2 separate regions of the Homo sapiens genome follow, and region 1 is linked to region 2. A link is an interaction called in ENCODE POLR2A ChIA-PET data of the cell type or tissue named here. Cell type or tissue: MCF 10A. All regions are shown on one strand. Each heading gives the region's core, and the rest is flanking DNA. Links, peaks and the distances in the headings are about the cores only.

Region 1 (5,378 bases), core at 216-5,215, 150 kb after region 2:
TGAAAGTGTGGGGTGGGGGTGAGCGTGTGAGAGTGTGTGGGGGTGAGTGTGTGTGACAGAAAGTATGTGTGAGGGTGTGGGTGAGTGTGAGTGTGTGAGGTGGGGTGTGTGTGATGACAGTGTATGTGAGTGTGTGTGAAGGTGTGGGTTGGGGTGTGTGTGAGGGTGAGGGGTGTGTGTGTGTGAGAGTGTGAGAGCATGTATGAGGGTCAGGGGTGGGGTGTGTGTGAGTGTGTGTGTGAGCACGTGTGTGAGCATGTATGAGGGTGAGGGGTGGGGGTGTGTGTGTGAGGGTGGGTGAGCGTGTGTGAGGGTACAGGGTGGGGGGTGAGTGTGAGAGTGTGGATGGGGGGTGGGGGTGTGTGAATGTGAGGTGGGTGTGTTGTGGGTGTGTGTCAGGGTGTGGGTTGGGGTTGTGAATGTGGGAGGGTGTGGGGTGGCGGTGAGTGTGAGTGTGGGAGGGCATGGGGTGGGGTGTGTGAATGTGGGGTGGAGTGTGAGTGTGGGAGGGTGTTGGGTGTGTGTGTGACTGTGGGGTATGTGTGCGAGTGTTGGGTGTCTGTGTGTGAGGGTGTGTGTGGGTGTGGGTCAGGGTTCAGGGTGGGGGTGAGGGTGAGTGTGGGAGAGTGTGGGGTGGGGGTGTGTGTGTGTGTGAAGGTGAGAGTGTGAATACAGGCACGTCTCAGAGCATGCGGGGTGAACGTGTGTGTAAGTGTATGGAGTGTGTGAGAGGGTGTGGGGGGTGTGTTTGTGTCTGGAGTGTGAGTGTGTGGGTATAAGTGTGAGTCCTTGAGGATGTGTGCACATGTGCACAGGTGGGTCATGTGGCGGGGAGGGAACAGCTAACGTTACCGGGGAAAGCAGCAGAGCCGACTCTCAGTCCCGTCAGGCCCCTGCAGCTGCGCCCACCTCTCTCCCTCCCAGGCGCTGTTCAGACGGCCCTGATCCCTCAGCCCTTCCTCATTCTTCCGCTGTTCAAAAGAAGGGCTCGTTTTCCACATGCCCTACCCTCTCCGCAGAGGAGAGTTCTGGCTGGAGGCTTCCTGTGGGAAGGTCCCACCAGCGCACTGTGCTTTCCTTGTTGTGCGCTGGAGATAAAATAAGCGGGTGGGTGACCCTCTGGGGGTTCCATCCCTCCATGGCCTCCCTCTCAGGCCCTCCATGTGCGTCCACTCTCCAGCCCATGTCTGCCACCCACAGCCGAGGCCCCTGGACCTGGCCCCCAGCGGGGGCTGTGCTCTCCGACCCCAGCTTCTCCCTCAGCCCCTTCTCTGCTGCTTCCTCCTCCCCTGGCTCCATACTTAGCCTCAACAGCATGACCCAACTACCACCACTGTCTCCCAAGAGCCGTCTGCTTCTCTGGCCCTTTCCTCTGTCCCTAAAACCTGCTTCGGTATGGACCCAACTCCTCCCCTCTCCACACTCACGAAGGGGCTGCTCAGCGCTGCTGGAGAGACCCCCCCCACTAAACTCTGCCCATCAGACATCCACAATCCAGCCTCTGCGAGGCCCTCAGAGCTACCTGGCAATAGGACTCCTTGCCCCAAATCATCTCCCCCTCCCTTCATCCTCTTCTTCCAGTCTTCATCACTTCCTCATCACCTCTGACCTTTCCTCCTCAGCAGAGGACCTCAGCCCCTCTGTCTACACAGAATGGCCATTAGCAGAGAACCCTCCTTAATGTTCCCCACCCCACCTACTCCACTCCACACCCACATCCATCCTTGCCTCCACTCAGGGCAGCAGCTCTTCCTCCACAGCAGAGCCTGTAGGACACCACCCACAGCTGCTCCCGACTTGCTGCCCTGCCGGCAGGGCCCTCCTTCCTCCCCAGGGGCTGACAATGGCAGACTCACTTTCTTGCCTCCCTTGCTGTAAGGCCAGAGCACGCGTGTCAGGAACATGGCTGTGCTTTGGTCAAGGATAGGCTGAGGTAAACATCCAGAGTGACTCAGCAAGTTTAGAGCGCAGGCGTATAACTCCACTTGTCATCACAGCCATATAGCCATAACATCGGAAGGCTCATCATTTGGCTCTAAGCCACTGTTGTTTGTAAAAGCTATTATTGCCCTGCTGACACTGTACAGGCATGCTGGCGCCCAGAGAAAGAGCCAAAGCTGTCCATTTTGCAGGTAGACAGGGGGAGCCAGGGCACAGCACAGTTCAGCTCGTGCCCAGAGAGAGAAAGAGTTAAGCTGCTGACCCCGAAGGCAGGGGAGAGTCGGCCATGCAGCTATGTGTGGGAGCTGGCTGCTGAGAGGAGCCACAAAGCCAGAGCAGACAGCTGAGTCAAGGCGGACAGTGTGAGAGAGCTGGTATGAGTCAGCTGCTGAGAGACCTGTTGAGTAAAACTACATTTCACCTGCTTATGGCCCCACGAGTGTTCCTTCAGCTACCTGCCCATCCGCCCACTCCCCTCGAACCTCAGCATGGGCTGGAACCTGACCCCAAGCAGGGCATTTGGTATAGTTGTGAACCTGACAACGTGACCTTGTCCTCCTCAATGGGACATCAGGGGAAATCTGCAGGGACTCATAGGGAGGGTTTTCCTCCCCGACGGAGGGACAAGGGGAGAAAGCTCTGTCTTTGGCCACCTTGAGTTGTGTTTGCAGCTGCCAGAGCCATAAAACCACTGGGGAATCAACCAAGGACACGGTCACTAGTCTAGTGGAGAAAATGACCTGGATCCTTGAGCTGGGTGGGTCCTTGGAAGTCTATTCCTGATCCTTGAAATGAGATAATGTACTCCTCATGGTTCAGGCCATATTTGTTGGGTCATCTGTCACTTGCAGCTGAAGGCATCTTCTCAGCCAAGGCTAACACTTCACAGGTCAGTAGACCGCTCCCCTCCCCAAGGGATCTGCCCTACACTCACCCCTCCATCCTGTAATGTCCACGTCTCTGGCGCTTTTCCTCCTCAGAATATGCAAATATATTTATGCAATCTGCACCTGACCATCTTAAAACAAGCAACAACATCAACAGTCTTCCCTCCCTGCAATCTTCTGCATTCTTGCTTAAGAAGGTGGAGAGGCTGGGTGTGGTGGCTCATGCCTGTAATTCCAGCACTTTGGGAGGCCGAGGTGGGTGGATCACCTGAGGTTAGGAGTTTGAGACCAGCCTGACCAATATGGTGAAATCCCCTCTTTACTAAAAATACAAAAATTAGCCAGGCATGGTGGTGGGTGCCTGTAGTCCCAGCTACTTGGGAGGCTGAGACAGGAGAATTGCTTGAACCTGGAAGGCAGAGATTGCAGTGAGCCGAGATTGCGCCACTGCACTCCAGCCTGGGTGACAGAGTGAGACTGTCTGGAAAAAAAAAGAAGGTGGAGAGGTAACCACAGATTCCCCTGAGAGGCCCCTCAGTAACTAAAGGAAGAGATTCTAATGTAAGGATGAAAAGCCGTCTTTCGGGAGCACTGGGTAAACAGGCCTGCTCCACGGTCTCTGCTCTGCTGCCCTCGGCTCACCCTGATTCTGTGTCTAGGACAGTCACCCTTGTTGCCCAGAGTGATCCTTAAGCGATTTCATGTGTGCGTGTTTGTGTTTTCTCTCTCCAAGGGGCTGCTCTGGCTTCTCCCAGCACTGTGGCCCTGCACACCTGGACGTCCGTATTTTACAATCTCCCAGGCTGATTCTGGCCCGTACCAAAGGAGAGCACCACTGCTGGCTGTGAGCCACTTCTACTTCGTGATTCCTTAGTGTCCAAATTACCTTGCATGGGACGCATAGGATGTCTCATGTACCTTAGGGGCTGTCTCAACTAGTCCTTTTTGAATTTTAACGTGCATATGAATCACCTGAGGATTTTAAAATGCAGATTTTGATCGAGTGGCTCTGGGGTAGGGGCCGAGATCCTGCGCTTCTAACGAGCTTCGTGAGGCTGCTGGTCCACGGACCACACTTTGAGTAGCAAGGCTCTGAATCACTGACTGTTGGTATTGCAGGGGAACATGGAGGTCCGGTTCCAATCCTCTTATTTTTCAGATAAGGAAATATATTCAAGGAGGTTAGGTAACATAATTTCCCAGCGCTCCTCAGCAGGAGTGGAAGGAAGCACTGCTCCGCCACTGCTCCTGGCTCATTACCCACCTTGGCCTAGTGGCGCTTAGGATTTCATCCCCCACACTTGGTCTGTCCTGCTCTCCTGGAACAGACTCATCCCCTGGGTGATCCTAACCTTGCTTAACCTGGGAGTGAGGTGTCAGGAGGGAGCCCCTTCCCTGAGGTGGGCAAAAAAAGCAGGAAATCCCTGGTGGGGGAGAAGGTAATGGCTTTTGCCAATGGTGCTGAAGACAACCACATGCTTTGAAGATAGAGCCCTATAAGAAGGTTTCGGAGGTCCTGCTTCCCCTACCTGGCCAGGTACCCTTTAGGCTCCACCTGAATAACGCCCCTGCCTTTCTGAGACTGTCTGGATGCTATATGTACTTCCATGGGGACTCAGGTATGCCTCCCTGCACAGACATTCATGCGTCTGCACATCCCACCTGGACCCAAGAAGAAAAATGGAAGTAGGAACAGAGAGGAGCTGCAACAAATCTCCACACGCACACTGGCTACCGGCAACACTGACTGGGCTCTCGGCTTTCCAGAAGATGAGGCAAGGGGGAAAAGGGACCATTTGCTTAGGGGTGGCACCTGGGGCCACGTGCTCACACAGCTCTTTCTTCCCAGGTATACAGGAATGTGCTCATGCACATAGGTCGCACCGGGGGTTTCTTGAGATGCAGCAGAGAACCCGTTGTACGGGTCTGTGGGACCCCCAGCAGGGAAATAAAGGAAAATCTTGAGTTCCTTCAAGGGAAATTCCAAGCTAGCACCAAGTTAGCCCTGAGAAGTAAATAAGTGACTTGATAAGCAAGAAGGTAATAGTAGCTTAAAACAATAGCCAAGGAAGCTAGAATTACGAGATGTTTGGTTTCCCTATAGAAACTAAAGATAACATCTTAACATATGTCTCTGAGTTGTTTTTCAGAAACCCGGCCCCCTACGGAATGAATCAGCTGGCACAGAGACCTCAGATGAGGGGGAACTGAGGACTCAACTCTGACTGCTGCTTTTGGTTCTAAATTTCTTCCTGGGCCGGGTACAGTGACTCACACTTGTAATCCCAGCACTTTGGGAGGCCGAGGCAGGTGGATCACTTGAGATCAGGAGTTCGAGGCCAGCCTGGCCAACATGGTGAAACCCCGTCTTTACTAAAAATACAAAAAAGATTAGCCAGGCATGGTGGCACGTGCCTGTAATCCCAGCTACTCAGGAAGCTGAGGCAGGAGAATTGCTTGAACCTGTGAGGCACAGGTTGCAGTGAGCCAAGATCACACCACTGCACTCCAGCCTGGGTGACAGAATGAGACTCTTATCTCTAAATAAAT
Region 2 (5,378 bases), core at 90-5,089:
TTTTGTATTTTTAGTAGGGACGGGGTTTCACCGTGTTAGCCAGGATGGTCTCGATCTCCTGACCTTGTGATCCACCCACCTTGGCCTCCCAGAGTGCTGGGATTACAGGCGTGAGCCACCGCGCCCAGCCAGGGAAAGCACTTCTTAAATGTAGGTTCTTCTCTTGCATATGTCCACCAGGTTTCAGGTGGCGCACCATGCTCCACTGTAGGAAGGGTAGGAAGCACTCCAGTTTATGTCTGAGGCATCCGTATATATATATATTTTTTTGAGATGGTGTTTCGCTCTTGTTGCCCAGACTGGAGTCCAATGGCGCGATCTCGGCTCACTGCAACCTCTACCTCCTGGGTTCAAGTGATTCTCCTGCTTCAGCCTCCTGAGAAGCTGGGATTACAGGCGTCTGCCACCATGCCCGGCTAATTTTTTGTATTTTTAGTAGAGATGGGGTTTCACCAGGTTGGCCAGGCTGGTCTCAAACTCCTGAACTCAGGTGATTCGCCCGCCTCAGCCTCCCAAAGTGCTGGGATTACAGGCGAGAGCCACCGCGCCCAGCCGGCATCTGTATTTTTTTAAAGCCCCCCAGGTAATTCTAGTGAATAGGAAAGTTCGTATGAGTGTAGTTCTGCAGTAAGCTCTCGTCCCGAGGGCTCGCTACCAAGGCTGGCACTTGGCATGCACGGTGGTTCCTTAAATCCTCCAGCCTGGTTCTTCAGGCTTTGAAGCTAAGAATTCATGAGTCTTTGTCCCTGATGTACTTTCCATTTTGTTTTGATGACATTATTACTCCACATTTCGCTTTTATGTTATTTCCTTTTTTATATTTCTTAATGCAAGAAGCTCGCTGCATAAACGCTTCAGGCTTGAACAGTATGTTTAAGGAAGAAAAGCAGCCTAGAGGAATCACTTTCAAATGACTCCATTAGCCAGCCCAATCTCCTGGCCACGCTCGGTGAATTCTAAATCACTCGGGGGTGGGCAAGGGAAGATGTGAAGCAGCCGGGCAGGTATTGTTGAGTATTTCACTGCTAAGAATGTTAGAAGACAAAAGCACAGATAGATGGGGGGATTTAGAGAAATGTTGTCACTGTTTGGCCTAGAGCAGGAAAAAAGTACTGCTTTCCTCCTCTCCTGTGGAGGCTGTGGTCCAGGCCTAGGAACTGGTTTGCAGTATGGTACTGAGCACCCAGCCTGGCACTGCACGGTCTGGTGGAAACGTGAGAAGTGTCCTGTGGATCGTGTCTCAGGTGGCACCAGGTTTCTGTCAGCGCAGAAAGAGAACTGTTACCAAAGGTGACACTCGGGGAAAACATTTGAAGTATTTGAAGGCAGTCTTCTCTTGCTAGTTTTGAGTCAGGACACCTAAGGAACAATGATGTAATACACATGTAAACATGTTGCTTTTCATTTGTTGTCTTTTGTTGAGTTTCACTGGTCATTAACAATGAGCTAGATAAGCTACAGAGTCTGCAGCTCTGGGTAGATAGAAGATTCTGCCCTTGGAAGTGGTCGTTGTCCATCACTCCTAAAAATCACACTGAATAAAGGCAGCTCCATGTGTCCTGGGAAAGGCACAGGCTCTCTGGACGCTTACCTATCCTTTGTTTGTTTGTTTGTTTTGTTTTTACTTATAGTGGCCTTTGGTTTATCATTCATCTCTTTTGCTTTCTTAAACAGAATATGGTGCACCTGAAGATTGGGAACTCAAAACACAGCAACCACTTATGCTGAAAAACCAGCTACTAAGTAAGAATCTCAGATTCAAATAGTTTATTTGTATTTGAGTGCTTAGGTGCTGAAACAGTTAGTGTGTTTCTCTTAAGTGTGTACCTCTTAAGTACCTAAGTAAATGCCTTGAGTTTTAAATGAAAATTTTTTTTTTTTTTTTTGAGACAGAGTCTCCCTCTGTCTCCCAGGCTGGAGTGCAGTGGTGTGATCTCAGCTCATTGCAACCTCCGCCTCCCAGGTTCTAAGCGATTCTCCTGCCTCAGCCTCTGGAGTAGCTGGGACTACAGGCATACACAACCATGCCCGGCTAATTTTTTTTAATCGAGACGGAGTTTTGCTCTTGTTGCCCAGACTGGAGTGCAGTGGCACGATCTTGGCTCACCGCAACCTCCGCCTCCCGGGTTCAAGCGATTTTCGTGCCTTAGCCTCCCGAGTAGCTGGGATTACAGGCATGCGCCACCACACCCAGTTAATTTTGTATTTTTAGTAGAGATGGGGTTTCACCATGTTGGCCAGGCTGGTCTCAAACTCCTGACCTCAGGAGATCCACCCGCCTCGGCCTCCCAAAGTGCTAGGATTAGCGGCATGAGCTACCGCGCCCTGTCAAAGAAATGAATTCTTTAAAACATGTTTAAATTCTTATACATTTTTGTAACTCCTATGTTTTAAACTCATTTAATAGTGTTATAAATGTGGGAGGTATTGGAGTTGTGAACCAAATTGTGATTTGTGAATTTATGACTTGAAAACCTAGCCAAGCTGTAAGGAAAGAAGTACTAAGTGGGGAAAAGGGAAAGTATTGTCCAGCTATTTCTGTTGTTGTTAGCAATCCATGGAAGGATTAATAGAAAGAATTTTAAACATTGATTAGACCTGCCAATTTGCACTGAATACCTCTATCATTTGGCCATCTGTTGATGTGTGTGGATAATTTAAATCCATATAATAGTAGATATCAATTAGTCTTTTTCTTTGTTTCTCTTAAAGCACTGAAGATAAAATACCCTCATCAACTTGATCAGAAAGTCCTGGAGAAACAACTGCCGGGTAAGAAGAACCAGCCTGTCTTTTCCTTAAACTCTGAATCATCGGCCTAGGTATGAGTCAGCTAAAATTAAAACCTTTAACTCATGTCTCAAAGTGTGGACCTCAGAACTTACAGGTTTTCATTAGTCTTTTATATTCTAAAATACAATCAATCATGCTAATATCACTCCCCCATGCCCCCAAAAGTTCAGGTCTCCCCTAACTTTATCAGCTGAAAGCAGTTCTGTTAAAATTGGAAGCCCCTGCATATAATTACACACACACACACACACACATATATATATACACACACACACACAATTTTTTTTGAGACAGGGCCTCACTCTGTCACCCAGGTTGGAATGCAGTGGCACCAACTCAGCTCACGGCAGCCTCTGCTTCCTGGGCCCAAGCAATTCTCCAGCCTCAGCCTCCACGTAGCTGGGACTACACGTGCGAGCCACCAACGCCCAGCTAATTTTTGTATTTTTTGTAGAGATGGGTTTTCGCCATGTTGCCCAGGCTGGTCTCGAATTCCTGAGCTCAAAGCCATCCTCCTGCCTCAGCCTCCCAGTGTTGGAATTAATTACAGGCATGAGCCACTGCAGTTGGCCTAAGTTGTATTTTTAACCAAAAAACCTGAGACCTTGAATGGCATAGCCTTTTGGAAGCATTCCCCAAGCCTGCTGCTGTTTCCAGGGAGACTGTGACACTGGGTTTGGGGTCTGCTTCTCATCCCTTCATAAGAGAGGAGCTGTGTCCTGGTGAACCAAATTCTTACGGGAGGTTTGTGACTTTGCTTACATTCTACTTCTCCTGACTGATTAGGAGTCCCTGCAAAAACAATTCGCAGATGCTCTTTTAATGGACACCCTGAAATGGTTTTCTTTGAGAAAGCTACCTTAGAACTTAAAAAAATTGTGGTACTGGAACTGAATTACTTTTATTTGGAAAATAAATATGCTTGTGTCAATAAAGTAGATCAACATAACTTACCTTAAACTTTCACTCAAAAGAAAAATGAAATTATAGTCTATTTTTGAGTATGCCATGATACTGTGAATTCTCAAGATTAAACTTGATTCATAGCTAAATGCTAAAATATAAATAATTTAGAGCAGTGAGGATTTAAATAAATGAAATACACATCAGCTTAATGACTCTAGTACACTGGGTTTCTTTGCCCATCAGTGCAGTAAATTCACATTGATTTTTAAATTAGTTTCTATCAGATAAAGCAAGCTTATCATGGTATTGCTTATAGAAGGCCTTAGTTGTGTTCAAAGAAGTACCTTTCTGATTGATAACCATCCATTTAATTTACCACAACGTCTCCATTTTTATTTATTCACAATCCAGTTTCTACTCCTGTAATATGTAATTTGGCTACTGCTATATAATGGGTTAGAATTAGTGATTTCCCCCTTCATTATTCTGTTTTCAAACTTAGACAGACAGTAAAGGCCCTGGTGGAGACAGACTAGTCAAAGAGGGCCAGGACTGTTTTATTTTTGATATATTTTTTTCAGATGGGGTCTGGCTGTCACTCACGCTGGAGTGCAGTGGTGCCATCTCAGCTCACTGCAGGCTCCATCACCTTGATCCCGGGCTCAAGTGATCCTCCTACCTCAGCCTCCTGAGTAGCTGGGACTATAGGCACGAACCACCACACCCCGCTAATTTTTTTGATTTTTAGTAGAGATGAAGCCTCGCTATGTTGCTAAGGCTGGCCTCAAACTCCTGAGCTCAAGCAGTTCTCCTGTCATCACCTCCCAAAGTGCTGGGGTTATAGGTGTGAGCCACCATGCCTGGCAGGCCAGGACTTTCTGTGAATGTTTTTGGCCTTCGATGTCTTTGCGTGTTTCCTTTTGCCTTTGCAGATACATCAAATCAATTCATGGGAATGTTACCACTATAGAGTATTTGCTCAAGAATATTGTCATTAGACCTGTTTCGTTAAGCTTTCCTTTTCAGTCTTTCTCTGGAAGGCACTGAGGTAGACCTGCCAAGGCCTGCCGTCTGGGCATATGCCTGAATGCAGCCCTTGGCTGGGGGTGACAGTGCCGCCTTACCCTTCTCTACTTCCACACTGTACACCTGACTGGTATCCCAGGTCTTCTGAGATTCAGTTAGCCATTTTGGGAACACCCACTGCATTCATGCTGTTTTTATTAATCTTTGGGTAGCTAGCAGAGATTCGACTATCCATAGAAATTATATGTAAGAATTACTACTTTAAACTATTCAGAATCTGAGTCCTATATTCTATAAATTCAGCAGTAAGCCAGCAGATTACAAGGGTTCCTTTTTTTCCCCTTTTTTATTTGCTTTTCTGTTTCTCAAATGTGCACTCACTCACTCACTCATACAAAGGTTCTTAATACTAATTCTTATGCCACATGCTGTGAATATTTAACCACTAACATAGGTAAATGTCTTCTAAACAGAAAAGTAATAGCCAGGCATGGTGGCTCACACCTGTAATCCTAGCACTTTGGGAGGCCAAGGTGGGCAAATTGCTTGAGCCCAGGAGTTCGAGACCAGCCTGAGCAACATGGTGAAACCCCGTCTCTACAAAAATAAATAAATACAAAAATTAGCTGGGTGTGGTGGTGCATGCCTGTAGT

What was found. ChIA-PET counts read pairs that join two places held together with the same protein. Peaks named below come from ENCODE experiments on the same cell type or tissue, not always from the same donor. Only the 100,000 strongest peaks of a DNase experiment are listed, where the experiment ranks them.
Region 1: POLR2A ChIA-PET joins it to region 2 with 5 read pairs; 1 of 35 experiments calls an interaction of 5 or more read pairs at or near these places.

The regions. Positions count from the first base shown.
Region 1 is chr1:235,587,141-235,592,518 of GRCh38, forward strand. The region is part of intron 2 of GNG4 (G protein subunit gamma 4); the gene reads right to left. Among named protein-coding and RNA genes, the nearest start is that of GNG4, 60 kb to the right of the region's middle. In MCF 10A, for the core only: no CTCF peak of the experiment used is centred there; DNase peaks (open chromatin) are centred at 2,011 and 2,271.
Region 2 is chr1:235,440,140-235,445,517 of GRCh38, forward strand. It overlaps TBCE (tubulin folding cofactor E), which reads left to right. Exons shown (of 17, transcript NM_003193.5): 14 at 1,675-1,743; 15 at 2,713-2,772. It also overlaps a transcript of B3GALNT2 not described here. Among named protein-coding and RNA genes, the nearest start is that of B3GALNT2, 62 kb to the right of the region's middle. RefSeq lists an enhancer at 2,092-3,291. In MCF 10A, for the core only: no CTCF peak of the experiment used is centred there; a DNase peak (open chromatin) is centred at 2,822.